Regions from separate parts of the Homo sapiens genome. Here region 2 is linked to region 1. Evidence: read pairs that join two places in POLR2A ChIA-PET (ENCODE). Cell type or tissue: OCI-LY7. All regions are shown on one strand. Each heading gives the region's core, and the rest is flanking DNA. Links, peaks and the distances in the headings are about the cores only. Region 1 has its middle 15 kb from the start of LINC00309. Region 2 has its middle 5.0 kb from the start of VPS54.

Evidence for each region. ChIA-PET counts read pairs that join two places held together with the same protein. Peaks named below come from ENCODE experiments on the same cell type or tissue, not always from the same donor. Only the 100,000 strongest peaks of a DNase experiment are listed, where the experiment ranks them.
Region 2: POLR2A ChIA-PET joins it to region 1 with 6 read pairs; 3 of 35 experiments call an interaction of 5 or more read pairs at or near these places.

Annotation. Positions count from the first base shown.
Region 1 is chr2:64,218,377-64,222,779 of GRCh38, reverse strand. No RefSeq gene overlaps it. Among named protein-coding and RNA genes, the nearest start is that of LINC00309, 15 kb to the right of the region's middle. In OCI-LY7, for the core only: no CTCF peak of the experiment used is centred there; a DNase peak (open chromatin) is centred at 2,339; H3K4me3 peaks cover 557 bases; H3K27ac peaks cover 548 bases.
Region 2 is chr2:64,022,223-64,026,577 of GRCh38, reverse strand. No RefSeq gene overlaps it. Among named protein-coding and RNA genes, the nearest start is that of VPS54, 5.0 kb to the right of the region's middle. In OCI-LY7, for the core only: CTCF peaks have their summits at 2,502, 2,702 and 4,180; DNase peaks (open chromatin) are centred at 637 and 2,657; H3K4me3 peaks cover 301 bases.

The DNA of each region.
Region 1 (4,403 bases), core at 98-4,097:
GGGCAGAAGCTACTATTCTAAAAAGATTAGCTAGTTAACACAAGCTAATTCAGGTGGGAAATCTCCATTGCTTTCCTGATGATTTTCCCGAAGTCTATAAGGTAGAGTCATAAACTACAGCAGGTTTTACTAATAACAGCTAACCAGAAGGACAAGCTATTTGGAAATTAGGTCACATCTTAGGGCTTTCTGCCAAACTCACACACAGGAATAGTAACATCTTTGCCAGAATATCTCTGAACACAAAGAACAATGATAGATAATGTTGTTCTGCTGGGAATGCTGAACGGCTGGATTCCTTGTGTGTAGGGTGTCTTGGAGTAAGTTTCCTGACCAAAAGAAAAAGGTTGAGGGGAATGCTTTCAGTATCTGCATTTCCAAAATAGACTTTTCTATACCACTTTTACTATATTTTACATTTCCTGCACCTAAAATGCCTGGTATGGAGTAGGGGATTCAAATGTACAGAACAGAGGAATGAATGATTGATTTTCTTTCCCTTCTTCTATTATCCCATTCACGTACTGCCTCAGAGATACACATAAAAATGAACAAGCTTTATCAGTGAAGAGCTCAGACTCTCCTTTTTGGTTCTATTGCTGGTGTTTGTGGGACATTTGTTCAGGGCTCTGTGTCATCAAGTGGCCTTTGAGTGCCTAGCACTCTGCCCTTGTCTCACACCTGTCCTTTCTACCTTGAAGAGGAATTCTGTCAGGGAAAAGAGTTTAAAGTCCTGCCACAGGTAGCACCTGGGAGCCTGTTGAAAATGTAAAATCTGAGACCCCACCCCAGAATCAGAATCCACATTTTAAGGGGCTCCCCAGGAGAGTTTGAAAAGCGCTAGGTTAAGCCTGCTTAAAAGTGGATCCTCCAAACACTGCTGCCTGCTAGTCTCTGAAGATGTACAGCCTAAGATTGTATCCCAGGTTGACAATGGTTTTTAGAAAGGGAAGAAAGACAAGAAGCCCACCAGACTTTGGAAGTTTGCAAATTAACAGTAGTCCTTAGATTCATGGCAAAGGACAGAGCATCTGCTTCAGGGGACAGAGGTACACTGTTGGCACAGGCAGGCAATCGAAATTCGCTTCTGTACATCTTCGCAAGACTTTGAAACTATCCAGGGCCCCTTCTTGTTTTTCTTCTGTGTGTTTCATAAAAACTGTTGCCAAAGCATTTCAAAACCTGAAATTACAACTGATTGCCTAGTTGCTTATTAAAAGAATAAAGCTCCGTGGAGTGTGCAAATTCCCATTTCAGAAGAAATCAATAGAAATTGCTAATCTGTCAGTGATAAATGATTGTATGTATTGATTTTGGGGCTCTTAGCATCAGCGAGGAAAAGGCTGATCATTCCGGAATGTGTGTGCACTTACAGCATAGCCCCAGGGAGCAGAGAGCTTGCCTGTTAGCCCAGAATATGTTATAAACAAATTATAGGCAAAAAAATTCCTTTACTGTGGTAGAATTCTCGGTTTCAGCTCTCTTTAGCATTTACAAGGCAAACAATACCAGGGATGGAACAAACATTTAACAGCCATCTGCTTTGTATGCAGAATTAGATAGACAGAGTCACATGCAGTGTGACACTTTAATCTTTCTTTTAAAATACTGCCAGCAGCATTGTTCAATGAAACCCTGTCCTTCAATGCAAACTCTAAAAAACATGCCATAACTATTCTACTGGTTATGTCATAAGAGACTGCCACATAACTGATAAAGGATGAGAGAAACCACTGGAAGCATCTATATGTCCCTTTGTAGATGGAATTTGTTCATGGGGCTTCCACTGTCTGCATGCTTCCCTCACACATCTCCACTGGTTAAAATCTTGTTTATTCTTCCTAGCTGTCTATGGAACCTTCCCAGAGCCTACAAACTAGACTTCTCTTTGCTTCCTCTGTGTTCTCTGTGTTCTTATAGCAAGTTATGTGATCTTCTAGTACACCACAGGACTCTTTCTACCTTACAGTCTAGCTGCTTGGCATGCTTCATCACTATTGCTACACTGTTTGCTTCTTTAGAGCTGCACCCTTATTAATCTGTGTGGCTTTCCATCTAGCACAATGCTTGGGATATTGTGTGCCGTCCATTAGTAGTGATTGATTTGAACAACTGAGGATTTATTGTGTTCTCATTATCCAGTATTTCATATCCCAGTTCAACCAAAGAGCAATCAATATGGAAAAGCAAATATTAGGGGAAAGGCAATGGGACTCCACTAAGGTCTTAATTCTCTTTGTTAGCCAGTCAACAAACAAAATTAGCACCTATCATGTACTTGGAAAGAGGAAATTACAAAATGAGGAAGAGGAAGTTCCAATCAGATTATGAAGTAAAAATTGGGGGGTGGGAGCAAGTACAAAGCAAAAACACGAAGCAGGCAGAGTTTCATCCATCATCTTTCTACACCATCTGTCCTCCTCCCTCTGATTTCCTGCTGTCTGCAGTTTCTTTGTTCCTTTCCCATGTCCCTGTATGTGCATCTAGTATAGCTCTTATCATGCTAACTGGTAATTAAGTCAGGAGATTAAGTTTGAGCCTAGGCCATACTTGGGGTTCAAGTATGTCTGTTTCCCAGCAGTTACTCAAAGACCAAAACTGTTCTTACAAAAAGGAGCTGATGCAGAATTTGAAAAGGGCTATGATCATCAAGGATTTTGGAAGAAGAGGGGCCCAGATACCTTTGCATTGGGACGCAGAAAACAAAATGTTGCAATGAGCAAGGGGAGAGTCATTCTCCCCATTTCTGCGTAGAAGATAACTGGGTCACAGTGAAATGTGGATTGAAGGACTAACCCTATTTTGACATTTGTTCATTCAACGTTCACATATGTATTGAGCAGCTAGTAAGTGTCGGGCACTCTTCTAGGTCTGATGAAGACATGAAGAAAATGGACAAAACTTCTGCCCTCATGGGGTGTGTTGCTGCTGTGTGATGACCAGGGACCACTATCTGTAGCAGAGTATTTATGTTCTTTTAACCCCTCACTCCAAAAGAGGGGGCAGCTTGCTGAGCTTCAGTAGAAAATGTCTGTTACTCTGCTGTCCCTATTTTCTTCCTGTCTTTTGGCTCCACATTTGCTCACTGGGTTAAACTAGCCTCTTCCTTTTTACAGCAGATCAGTTTAGAAAACAGTAAGCATTCTCTACGATAAGCTATTCGAGAGACACTGGCTGCCAGTCAGGCTGCCTACTGCAGCGATTTCTCCCCTGTAAAATGTTTTCTAGAATTTTTTGAAAAGCTTTAAACTAGTATAATAAGTAGTATTTTTTCTTCCATCATTTAATAAAAGTTTTAAAAGTAAAAAAAAAAAAAAAGATGAGGAAGAAGTACCAGATACCTGGAATCCTTGAGGCTTGAAAGCAGCAGCTATGAACAGGGGAGAGCTGAACTAGAGAAGCCTCAGGGGTCAGTGTGGGAGTCTCTGTGAAAAGGCTGGCAGGAAGCTAAGTTCCTATATACGTAAGTGGGCCAAAGCCTGTGAAATCTGGGTTATTTTTCTTATGAGGACCATATTTGCACTCATAGACTGGTGAAGCCTGGACAAATTTAGGTTATATTATAACTTATTTTGTTATTTTCTCCCGTATTAAAATATGAACACATTGATGATAAGGACTTTATCTTGCCAGCATCTTGAAGGGTGACTGGCATAGCTAGGTGCCTATGAATTATGTGAGAAAGGAAGGAAGGGAAAATATTCAATGATTTATAAATATTAAGATAGATCTATTTTTTAGGCTGGGTGCGGTGGCTCACGCCTATAATTCTAGCACTTTGGGAGGCCGAGGTGGGTGGATCACCTGAGGTAGGGAGTTCGAGACCAGCCTGACAAACATGGAGAAACCCATCTCTACTAAAAATACAAAATTAGCTGGGTGTGGTGGCACATGCCTGTAATCCCAGCTACTCAGGAGGCTGAGGCAGGAGACTCGCTTGAACTCAGGAGGCGAAGGTTGCAGTGAGCCGAGATCGCACCATTGCACTGCAGCCTGGGCAACAAGAATGAAACTCCGTCTCAAAAAAAAAAAAAAAAGAGAGATCTATTTTTTTTTTTTTTGAAATGGTAGGACTCTATCCAGAGCCAAGCCTGATGACGATGTGATATATCTTTATCAATATCAGATGTTAAAATAAAGTGAGGAGATTGGAGGAATTCTAAAGATATTTTGAGAAATGGCAGCATTACTGGGATATGAGTCCCAGTTGTGACTTCATTTCACAAAACACATTGGATTTCTGAACTGTGGCATGTATGCTAAAATCTTTCTGGTATGTTATGCTCACACCTCATCCTGTCAAGTGGTAGCTTGTGTTTTTGATCATAAGGTCTGCAGAGATTCATTATCGGGAAAAGTTTTCACATACCCATTTTGTTATTGTTGTTGTTGAGACAGGGTCT
Region 2 (4,355 bases), core at 356-4,355, 200 kb after region 1:
TTAGTCTAGATATATTTCAAAGGTAGAAATAACAGAATTTGCTGACAAATTAGATGTGGTACATGAAAGTCAAGAATGATTTCAAGGTTGCCCACTAGTTTTATACATTATTAAAATTAATTATGCCAAATACCATTTACTAAGGATGGGTAATTCATAATTATTTTAACTCAACAAGCATCTACTGAAAATCTACTATGTAGTATACTGTTCCAGATTCTGTAGGGAAATTTTTTAAAAGTACCCTGCAACAACAACAGAAAATCCTACCCTGGAAATAGTTACAATTTAGTTCATTAGACATATTCTCCATAGAATAAAGAACCAAATACTGTATAAAGCAACATAAAGCAAAAATATGATAGCAGGACTAACAAAATGGTATATATAACTACTTTTCTAGGGAAATTGTTCAATTTGAAAGTAATCTTATATTTGTCAAGATATGCCCATATCCTCTGTTCTACTCAACAATGTAGTCACTATTTTCCTATAGGAACATGACTCCTGTGTTTTCCATTCAAAATAGTTATTGAACTCTTACTTTGTACCAGGCATGGTACAGACACGTACCAGATATGCTCTGTGGTTGACTCCTGCTCCAGCAGGAAGTATATAAAAGGCTTCATGTTTGAAGTACGAATTATTTGTTTCATGTGCTCTTCTGTTGTGTCTTGGGTTGCATTTTTCGGTTTGGTTGAGAATTCATAATTTTACCTTGGCCCCTAGTTCCTATTTGTCCAGTTTCTGACCTGTCAATGTTCTCTCTCTTTCTCTCTCTCCCTTTCTCTCTCTCTCTGTCTCTCTTTCTCTCTCTCTCTCTCTCTCTCTCTCTCTCTCTCTCTCTCTATATATATATATATATATATATATATATATATATATATAACTTTTTAAAATTATTTTAAGAGATGAGGTCTCACTATATGGCCCAGGTTGGTCTCAAACTCCTGGGCTCACGTGATCCTCCCACCTTGGCCTCCCAAAGTGCTAGGATTACAGGCATGAGCCACCACACTTGGCTTTGACTTGCCAATTTTTATACCTTCTGACCACTGATCTTACTTGCAGCCCATGGGCTTATAAGGACTTTTGAGATCTTGTGGCTTCTCATGCCTCACCTCAACCACCTCATTCATAGTCAAATCTTGCCCCTTCCTATTTTGCGGGTTTCATTAAAACAGCTTTCCTAATAATAATGATATAGTGAAGATTATAATAATAATTATGATAGTTAACATTTTAAAGTACCAACTATGAACTAAGCATTAAATTATGCTATTTAAGTACAATCGTCCCTCAGTATCTGAGGACGATTGGTTCAGGGACTACCCCCTCCTCTGCAGTTACCAAAATCAGGGATTTGAGTAAGTCTTTTATATAAAATGGCAAAGTACTTGCATATAACCTACACACATCCTCCCAGATACTTTAAATCATCTCTAGATTATTTATACTACCTAATGCAATGTAAATGCAATGTAAATAGTTGTTATACTGTATTGTTTTTTATTGGTATTTTTTATTGTTTTTAAATATATATATATTCAATACACAGTTGGTTGAATCTATTGATGTGGAATCCGCAGATATTGAGGGCTGACTGTGCACTTTAAACGTAATCCTCACAGCACATCTACGAAGTCTAAATACTATCATTACCCCACAATGAACTGAGCTTTAAAGAGCTTAAATAATATCCCAAGGTTACTTAGAAAGTGGCAAAGCTGGAATACAAACTCAGAGCCCAGGAACACTATTATGCCAGAACACGTCCTTTTGTACCTTGTACCTATTGAACATGATTCAGAGGGAGAACTGAAGCCAACCCCAGCAACGTTCTCTAAACTCTCAAAGCCTCTATGTCTAATAATGATCTTTCTAATGTTATGCATTTATCATTTTATTTATTTTTCCAAGCTCAAGTTGGAAATAACATTTGCAATACTATCCATCCTTTTTTTTAAGGTGTTGATACTAGAATTGGTTTTGAATGGCCCTAGATACAGGTGTACACACATGTACATGAACTCTGGACCCAGGGTAAATACATAGCAGTTGAAAGGGTAAAAATGCCAACTGGGACTTCTAACAGACCAGGTTCAAAATAAAAAGAGATGAGGGAAAGAGGGGGAACAAAAGGAGAAAACTAACAAGTGTTTATTGAGTATTTCATGTTACCAGTTACTGTGTTAAAATGCTCATTTAATCCTTAAACTCTATTATTAGTCCCATTTTACATGGGAGAAAAATAAAGTGCAAAGAGCTTGTTTTCCCTCTTTGCAGATGAACAAGCTATGAGTTAGAGGCTGATAATAAAGTCACATAGCTAAAGTGTCACAGCCAAGTTTAAAGCCCAAGGTTGGCCAAACTCCAAAGCCTGTGGTATTAACTATAGGCTCGAGGGTAGCCCTTCATGATTGCTACCATCAAAGGCAACCATGATTGTTCACACTTTTTGTAATCCCCTCTCCTCAAGTGTGAGTGAAACTTGTGACCTGCTATAAACCTAGAAAATATGCTAGGATATCACTCCATTTGGCTAGCAGATTCACTTTAGAGACTTTAAAGACACTCCTCACTGGCTGATGAAGTAAACAGCTGTGTTAGGGAAACCCACAGGGTGAGGAACTGCAGGTGGCCTCTAAAATCTGAGGGCAGCCTTGAGCCAGCAAGGAGCCAGGGCTCTCAGTCTGTAAATGCAAGAAAATAAATGCTGCCAACAACCTGAAGGAGACTGGAAGCAGATTCTTCCTCAGTCAAGCTTTCAGATGACAATACAGGCTGATGGATGCTTTGATTGCAGCCTTGTGAAACCTTAAGCAAAGTTAAGTTGTGCTGAGACTCCTGACTCAAGAAACCATGACATAATAAACGTGTGTTGCTTTAAATTGCTAAATTGGCGATAATTTGTACATACCAATAGAAAACTAATATACCATAGTATCTTGGTTTTTCCCTATGCTTGGGGTGCAGTAAATTCTTAGTAGATTACAGCTGCTATTATTATAATAATCAAAATGGAAATCTGAAATATCGAGGTCAAGAAAAAAGTTAACAGAGAAATTTAACAGAGTTAAATAATTGCTTCCAAAGTAACCAAGCGGCTGGTGTAGAAGACAAAAAGATGATATGTTGAAGACTTGTATATTACTCCCAACAAGTATTGAGTACATTATCATCACCACATAAAATATTATAAATTTTCTAGTGGTGCTTATATCTACATTTAGCTTTAATATCTTACACCATACTCAAAGTAAACTGGAAAGTTTTCCTACATTAAGATAGTCCTATATTACCTATGAAGAAATATCAAAACACAGTTTCAGGTTAGAGTCATATTGTTATAAATTATCATTTATATTTTTATATACTATATATTAGCTGTATCAAAAATTGTAAAATTTTTTAAATTATAAAAACACATATAATTATATATTTATATATATAACATTTAAGAATAGCTCAAATATGATGCATAAAATAATTCAGGACATTATTGGATCCAAACCCTAATGAAACAATTACCAGCTTGACACCTTCAGTTCATTAGTGCATGTAAATCTTGCTTATCAAAGATAGCTTATTTATACTAAACACACAATATAATTACACATATTTAGCTGTAGAGTAGGTTAAGAATGTGGATGGGTTTCCATTGCATAGATTCAAGGTTTGCTATCACAGAAAAAAGAAGCTAGTGCTTCTATCTTACTAAATTGGAAAATTATTTTTCTCATTGTTCATTCTATCAGTGCCCCCTTTCCCCTCTGTATTTATATAGCACGGGAATGTATAGTTTCTATCAAATAAATCATTAGAAAGGCAATGTTCAGGCCGGACATGGTGGCTCACGCCTGTAATCCCAGCACTTGGGGAGGCCGAGGCGGGCAGATCGTGAGGTCAGGAGATCACGACCATCCTGGCTAACACGGTGAAACCCCGTCTCTACTAAAAATACAAAAAATTAGCCAGGCGTGGAGGCGGGCGCCTGTAGTCCCAGCTATATTGGGAGGCTGAGGCAGGAGAATGGTATGAACCTGGGAGGTGGAGCTTGCAGTGAGTCGAGATCGTGCCACTGCACTCTAGCCTGGGTGACAGAGCAAGACTCCATCTCAAAAAAAAAAAAAAGAAAGGCAGTGTTCAGTGATTGAGTAGCTATGTTAACCTTACTACTGCCACCTATACAAATATGCACAGAATACACAGTAAACATAAACATAGCCCTTTTATAGGTGTTATGGCATTAGAAAATTTGCCATTCTCCCTCTAATTAGAACATATAACCTTGATGGACTATCACTTTTCATGTGATTGGTCGGTAACAGATATAATAAATATGCCAAATACAG